Regions from separate parts of the Homo sapiens genome. Here region 2 is linked to region 1. A link is a contact called in ENCODE Hi-C or POLR2A ChIA-PET data. All regions are on one chromosome and are shown on one strand. The core of a region is the stretch at or near the end of the contact, and the rest is flanking DNA. Distances in the headings are between cores, read along the strand shown. Region 1 has its middle 18 kb from the start of MIR31HG. Region 2 has its middle 11 kb from the start of IFNA2.

Region 1 (4,165 bases), core at 188-2,687:
TTTATTATAATATTCTCTCTACTTTGAAATGTACTTGAAATTTTTAATAACAAAGTTAAAATAAATGTAATATTATGTGTTTCCTAATTCTGATACTATCATACTTGCCCAATTTTGTGTGTGTGTGTGTGTGTGTGTGTGTGTGTGTGTGTGTGTGTAAGACAGGGTCTTGCTTTGTTGCCCAGGCTGGAGTACAGTGGTATGATTACTGCTCACTGAAGCCTTGACCTCCCAGGCTCCAGCAGTCCTCCTAATTCAGCCTTCCAAGTAGCTGGGACTACAGGCACATGGCACAATATCAGGCTAATTTTTGTAATTTTTTGTAGATTTGTGGTCTCCCTATGTTGCCTAGGCTGGTCCCAAACTCCTGGGCCCAAGCGATCCGCCCACCTTGGCCTTTCCCAATTCTTACAGCAAAAAAGAGTATACAGTTGATATGAACCATTCTCTGAACATCATTTGTTTTTACTGTACCTGCTTCTGTCATAATGAACAAGAAGTGTGAAGGATATTTATCTGTCCATAGCAGCAGATGACAATGTTTTATGCTGAACTACAGCGGACAGGTGATGTGCAAATATATGAAACTCTCAAATATATAACTGGCTCTGCTTCTTAGAAGCTTGTAGACTTGAAGTAAGCAACCTACCCGCTCTAGGCTTTTTCTGTGAAAAGGGCTATAATTGGATCTACTTCCAGGCTATTGTTAGGATTTAGGACATAATGCATACAAATCACTCGGCTCATTGCCTGAAACATAGTGAGAACCCAATAAACATCATAGCACCCAAAAAACATAAATACCTTTTAGCAGCAGTCAAAAAAGGTAAAACATTTGTGTTCTACCTCACAAGGAGTTTCCACACTGTAGCTGGGAAACAAATCACCCCTTAATAAGGTTAAGCTATACAGTATAGCTCAGTTTTCATCTTTCACGTCTCAAACAGAAACATCATGTGGATCTTTCACTCAAACCAAATGGAAGTTGTTTTCCTTTCCACAACAATATGAATTCCCTTGGTTAGACAGTAAGAAGGTCACTGGACAATTTCTGAACTGTGAATAAGCAAATACAAAGAGAAGGAAAAAAGCTGGGTTTGTTGAGCAGGCATTGCTCATTCCAGACTGATGACACAACTTTTGGTTAAGGATAGTGAAGATAGAGAAAGCAGTTGCACTGACATTTCAACACATTCCTTTAGCCATGGTAATTAACGCCTCAACTTCTGGATTCAGGGAACGGCCCTCTCTCTGCTGAGGACATTCATTTCAAAGGTGTGCTTTTAAGTGAATTGAAAAGGACCCTAAAGAGAAAGGCTGCCTTTCATATCTCGTCTCTCTCTTCAGTGAATCTGGACACAGTGCTTTCATCTTCTCATTGCCCAGCTTAGGTCCCCTTTTGTTTTGTGGTGCCCTGTTACGTTGCTTTGTTTTGGTTTCTCTGGGAGGCCTGCCAACCCTAGCCTCAGAGAAGGCTCGAAATGATGAGATCAAATGTTTTGAGACAGTGTTACATTTCCTTTTTTTCCCCAAGCTTTTCTTTGTTTAGCTCTATGCCTCCTGTCATCTTAAATCTTCTCTTCCTTATGTAGTGCCTCTATAGCCAAAGAGATTGCTAAGTCACAGAATCACGTACTTTGAAGTAATTTCTTGAGAGTAATGAAACTCAGCTACCTGACAGAAAAATCCCCTTTATGATAACTCCAACCCATGCTTATGCTCAAATATGACTTGCACACACTTCATACAGGGGAGTTCCTTGCACCAATACTAGTTTTTAAATGTAGTTTTTAGAACGTTCTTCCTTATGGTTTTAGAACTGTAATTAATCTTAATTCTAGTTAATGGAGTTAAACAGAAGGAATCATATCCCCTCCTCTCCCACCTGTTTTCTCTTTTTCAGATTTAGAATCTCATTTTCTAAACATTATGTAGAAATTAAGATGTAGAAGGGGAGGGTGATCATAAAAATATACAGACAGGCTTTACAGAATTCATTCCTTCATTCAAAAAATAATTCAAAGTACGAGCCAGGGGATTCTAAGTTTTGAAGTGAGGAGTAACTTGATCTATAGAAGGAATTGAAACAAAAACTGCATGAATAGACTTTTGAGTCAGGGAGGGTCTTCCCAGATGAAGCTGGGTTTTGTAGACTTAGGGACATTTTTCCAAAAATAATAAAAAAACAGGGAGGAGTTTTAAGCAGCAATGTCATAGGGTTTCAAGACATTTTGCCATTATGGCTACCCTCTTCTGGACAGACTGTAGTTATTCACCATTCTGTTTCAGGTGCACAGCGCTAACCATACCATCCAGACAGGGGCTGGTGAGTCCACAGTAGGCTGAGCCATCACCTCCTTTGTTCTGGACATTAGATTGATGCATCCTAATGATGTATTTACTTGGATGGTCACTTTGTCATTCTGTTTTGTATCAGATAGATCTGGTGGTCGACTAAAATCAATACCTGGTTTGGGTTGGATTTTTGATGCTAGATATGCTATACAGAAGCTGGACCACAAAGGAAACTCACGTCAACTTGAGATGCCCAGCATTAAGTTTCTCTTCTCTTTCTGCATCTAATTGAGCCTATATGATGAGAGTTTTGCTTTTGTTCTGGTTTTTCTCTTTTCTTCTATAATTTTTTTCTAATGATGACAGCAAACTTGGAAAATACAGAAAAACAAAGTGAAGCAAGTAAAAATAATTGAAATAAGCATAGATAACCATTGTTATCACTGCTATTGACATCTTTCACTAAGTATCATTTTCCATGGTTGAAATCATACTGTCATGTAGTTTTATATAGCCTGTTTTATAACTATTATTATTAGGTCACAAGAATTTATTTTCCAGCATATTAAATGGTTTTCATATGTGCTTCTTATTTGAGGACATTGAATTTCCTGGTTTTTTACTTTATAAAAGAATATTTTCAAAGAATACCTTTATATTTAAATATTTACTTGCATTTCAGAGTATTTCCTTAGATTAGCACTCTAGAAACATATTTAAAGCTTCTTTGATACATATTTATACACTGCTTTACAAAACTTGTTGGCTAATTTACACTTCTACCTGTATTGTGCATTAAAAAAATAAAAATAAAAAATTAACCTTGCTGCTTAATTGGAGAAAATATAACTGCATTATTGTCTTCACTTTTGTTTTTAATTGTTAGTGATGTTAAAGATTTTACAATGTTTATTAAGCCATTTATCTTTCTTTATTGTTAACTGTCAGTTCTCATCTTTCTTATGCAGGATGGTCTTACTGATTTTCTTCTAAATTTGTGTAATCCTTTTGTATATAAATATTTTAATCCTCATTTTGTCATAACTCTTATAAGTGAGTATGCATCCCAATCTACTTGGAATTTTAATATTGTTTGTGATTTTTAAAAATTACAAAGAAGCCTTAAAAATTTAGCTTATTTTACATATACCATTTGAGTGCTACTGTAATGAAAAATAAAGAGGTTTCTTTGCCTGATTTACTTTCTCTTTCAGTTTGACCTGAGCTTGAAAACAAAAGTAGAAAAGAAAAAAAGTTTTCATGGGTTTCGCCTTAAATAAATCTTACATAATTCCTCTTAAATGCATTTTCTGTAATAAAAAGGGCTTATAAATGTAATTGGAGGTATGAGTTGGGGCCTGCAAAGGCTGAATTCCAAGACTTGTTTTAATATTGTGCATGTGTGTATGTGTGTGTGTGTGTGTGTGTGTGTGTGTGTGTGTGCATTTTGTTAAATGGAGTCTGGAGAGGAAATTAATAAGATTCACATAATTCTTTCTTCTCTGGTGCTTGATAACTTCTCAGCCACTGCCAAATAATGTTAACTTGTTATAACGTTTGTTTAAATTCTATTCTTAAACAAATTCTCCTTAGCAAGGACTTTGGGACCAAACAGTCCTGAACCATCTGTAAAGTGGGAATAATCATGCTCTCCTTGAAGTGCTTTTGTCCAGCTAATCACAAAGCAAAGGTAAAGTACTGAGCTGGTACTGGCACACAGAAGACACCTAATGCCAGACTCTACTCCACCTCAACCTCCTGTGTCAGGCCACGAAAGACTCTGTGGTTCCTGAGAAATAACATGTGTTCACCAGAATGCAAGCACCCTACACTGGTGTTAACCTCAGTAGCATGCCAGACTGATATCTGA
Region 2 (3,728 bases), core at 484-2,983, 180 kb before region 1:
TTCCTAAAATAGAAAGTTTACAAAATCTTTCAATCTCCTAAGTTACTAGATGATGCTTACAGAAGCAATAAAATCAGAGAAACAAAAATGTTAGAAAATTCTTGCAGGTGATTTTCAATATTGTTTTATTTTGTGCAAAAAATAATTAACCTTTTAGAAGGTCCCAGAGTATTAGAAGCCCAAACTCTGGAATATTCTCAATTTTAGTTGAGCTTTTCAGTTATTATAATATTGGTATAGCTACTCATATAATTAGTAATACAAAAGATTCTGAGTCTTATTTGTAAATAAAGTTCAAAATAAGTCATATGTTATAGGTAATCATGTTAGATATAAACCACTATTGAAAAAGAATATAAAAACAAAATACTTTATTTTTTGATTATACAATATATATAGTCCATTATGTTCACATTTAGAATGATGTTAACAATTGTTTTGACATTTTTAAAATGAAAAACTTCAATATATCTAGTTCATGAAATTGTTAATAAACTAGAAAATGATATGGACATAAAAATGACATTAGCCAAGTATATGATAATGAGGCAATGGTGGCAGGTGTACACAAAGGCATAAAAGCCATTATTTCCCACCCAAAATGATTATGTCACATTTGTGCCTTACTCAGCTCATAATCTTATGTAAAAATCTGCATTTGTGAATTAAGATAACTTTTTAAAAGTATTGTACAAAGGGTATATCTACATTTTTGAATTCAACTAGCAGATGGGAAATTATCATGTCTGTATTAACCACTACATTAAAAACACTTAAGGATATCTAGGGCATAAAAATAAAAATCGATGTATTGGCACTTAAGATATGTATTAAGCAGTAAATGATACCAAATGCAAACCTGCATTATGCTGAAATGGAAAGCATCTTAATGCAAAGAGATTACACATTTTTATGCAACTTATCTATGTGGGATGACATTTTGAACCAAGTGGAAAATGTTAATAAAATTCTCCAATGAAAACCATGACTATACAGCATATAAAGCTGAATGCTTCATAGAAAGCCCTTGCTTAAAACAACTAGGATTTAAAAGTTCCTATAAGTGGAAATTAAGGAAGACAGTTATTGGTTCATGAGATATTGCCAAACATGGTAATGTTCTTAATTGAAAATGAGTAAGCAGAAAAGTAATTTTGAAAATATTCTGATGTTTGCCTACATTAAAATCAGAAACTTACAAAAAAAAAAAAAAAAGTCTGGTCTTGGCATATTTAAACTTAAAATAATGTGTTTTAATAGTTTTCAGTTTTTTCAACTACTTTGTTGTAGGAAAAAATAACCATTAAAACTTAATAAAATCACCTACATTGGGGCACACATTTTCCTTTTCCCCCGGGGTGCCCTGTCCACTGAAAGGTGGACAGCACTTTGTAAGCTCGCTTCCTGATTGTTCATGATTTTCCCCTTTCTCCGAATTCGGGTCTTTCTCCGCAGAAATGGCCCTGAATCTCTAACACTGACTACGGCACGATCTGATTTTGAGCCGTCAGTCCCCTCAATACACTGGCACATTGGTAAAACGGTCTCGCTAAAATGTTCCATGAGAAAAATGTCTCGGGGGAGGCGGCGGTAGAGCTCTCCCTCTGTAGTCAGAGCCGTGAAAGGCGGCGTTTACTCGCTGCTCACGAGGCCTGCGGACCCTAATCCCCAAGCGCCCGGGCCTCCACTCTGCGGACCCCAAGCGCGGGTCTCCTTGAGGAAGGGGCGACCGCGGGTTAGGGTCGCTGGTGGGTCCGTTACCGCTGGTCCGGCGCCCTCTGTCGGCTGTTTGTAACAGCAAAGGCAGCTTTGTGCGCTGTTAGCAGTGGTCGCGTGCTCAGTGTCACTGCTGTGCTGGTGATTGAAATTCTCCGTGTCCTGATCTCTGCTGATGCCACTCCTCACCTGCTCTGCTCTCCTCCATCCTTCACATTTCACTCATCAGCATATGTCATCTTCTATTTTCCCAATCATTTCCCATAGTCATGTAAATTGGAAGCATAAGTATCCTCTCCTTTCCACCCACAAGAGCCACTAGCTCTGTTTTCTACAGGAGTCACTGAAATAATTGTAAGAAACTCACTCTCTGGTCCAGAGGTCATAAGTCTCACAGGTCTTGTCTCCCACGCACCTCGTGAACTTACGGTGAGAATTAACTGAGCAACATATAGAGCCACCTGGGCCATAGTAAATATGGTTATTTTATACCAATAATTATGATGATTATTAACTTTGTTGATTACGCTTTAGACTCTCAGAGATAATTACCAACTGTTAATTTCATTTTGCCAACTATATAAAATGGTCAAGATATTTCCTTGTCATTTTGTCAACACATCTACATATTTGTAGGTGAGGCACACATTGGTGAAAGTATCTGATAATTTGTAATCAATTTGAGAATTGTAGACCATAAAGGAACATCAGTGTATTATAAGTAAAGTGGAAGGCTTTCTAGAAAATAAGTGATGATTCAGTACATGCAGTTTGCACAGACACGTAATGCTGTGGGTGAGGAGGTGGAGTTTGGAGTCTGACAAAATCTAGGTTTTGAAACCTAGATTTGCCTTTTATTTACTAGATTGTTTTAGTTACATACACTCCGTTAGCATGCAGTTTTTTGGTAAATGAGATTATAGTGAGGGGATTAAATGAGTCCCTCAGAGAGGGGAAAATAATTTGTAGTTGCTATCATCATCATCACCATTTTTGATAAAGACTGAAAGAAGCCTGTGTGATTTGTCTGTCAGGCCCTTGGTGGTCATGATCAGAGCAACATTGAAACATTTAATTAGTAATCAATTCAGGATTAATGTGCCATAAGAAAATATAGGCAGCAGCAAGGAATGTGTTCTTTATTCTCAAACAAATGTAGAGAATAAAAACTATTTTAATGAAACCTTGCCATATAACCATGATAACCTGAGGTCTCTTCGTCATGAAATCATTCATGTAGCACCTGTAATACATTGGTTAGATTGTGACCCAATATTTCAAGTTTAAATCATATATGACAGACAAAATTATCAAGTATAATTATTAACCCTTTCTCTAAAAAGAGGATCTCATATCTATACTCACAAGTAAAATCACAGATATTGAATCAAGGAGAGGAGAGAAATGATGGCCTGAAGTTGGCCCCATTTAAGAAAGGCACACGGGTATGAATGAGAGAAAGAAACCCACAAGAAGTAGAAGGAGGCTACAAGAAAGAATATGCAGGTGTTTGGGGAAAAAAACCACATTTGCTCAGAAGGAGCTACCATGATAAGAGTGACTCATGGAGTGAATGGTTAAAGAACATTTAATTTTTATTTCTAGCTAAGTTGTCCAGGTCTAGCTAAGTTGCCCAGGCTGGAGTGCAGTGGCATGATCACAGTCCATGGCAGGCTTGAACTCCTGGGCTCAAGCTATCCTCCTGCCTTTTTCAAAAAACATAAGTAAAACTGAATTAGTTCCAGCTAGTAAAACTGCCAAAGTGTTTGGTGCATCTTCTTCATAGCCCTAGAAAGGGTTCCTACCGATTACTTACTCTATAAGACCTGTCAGCTTTGCCAGAGTGCTCCACTACAGAAATAATACATTTGTCTTACTTACCAATATACTCACTAAATAAGTACATTACTTGAAACAGATATACTCAAAATATTTTATGAAGCAATGAAATAAATAAAACCATTTATGTTCTTTTTGAAATTGATGGCAGATTAAAGGTTTATGGACATTTT

Evidence for each region. A loop is a pair of places that touch in the nucleus more often than their neighbours do. ChIA-PET counts read pairs that join two places held with the same protein, here RNA polymerase II (POLR2A). Pooled maps may share reads with other maps.
Region 2: a loop to region 1 is called in a map of pancreas, with 4 times the contacts of the local background. The contact joins two enhancer-like sites. A Hi-C loop is called at or near these places in 1 of 168 maps with a recorded cell type or tissue (pancreas) and 2 of 50 pooled maps. POLR2A ChIA-PET finds 5 or more read pairs at or near these places in 1 of 52 experiments (PC-3).

What each region holds. Positions count from the first base shown.
Region 1 is chr9:21,575,319-21,579,483 of GRCh38, forward strand. No RefSeq gene overlaps it. Among named protein-coding and RNA genes, the nearest start is that of MIR31HG, 18 kb to the left of the region's middle. RefSeq lists a silencer at 1,662-1,711. Within about 2 kb of position 1,438, at least 10 of the 41 ENCODE cell types and tissues checked have a DNase peak (open chromatin) inside an H3K27ac peak, as active enhancers do.
Region 2 is chr9:21,394,532-21,398,259 of GRCh38, forward strand. No RefSeq gene overlaps it. Among named protein-coding and RNA genes, the nearest start is that of IFNA2, 11 kb to the left of the region's middle. Within about 2 kb of position 1,734, at least 2 of the 41 ENCODE cell types and tissues checked have a DNase peak (open chromatin) inside an H3K27ac peak, as active enhancers do.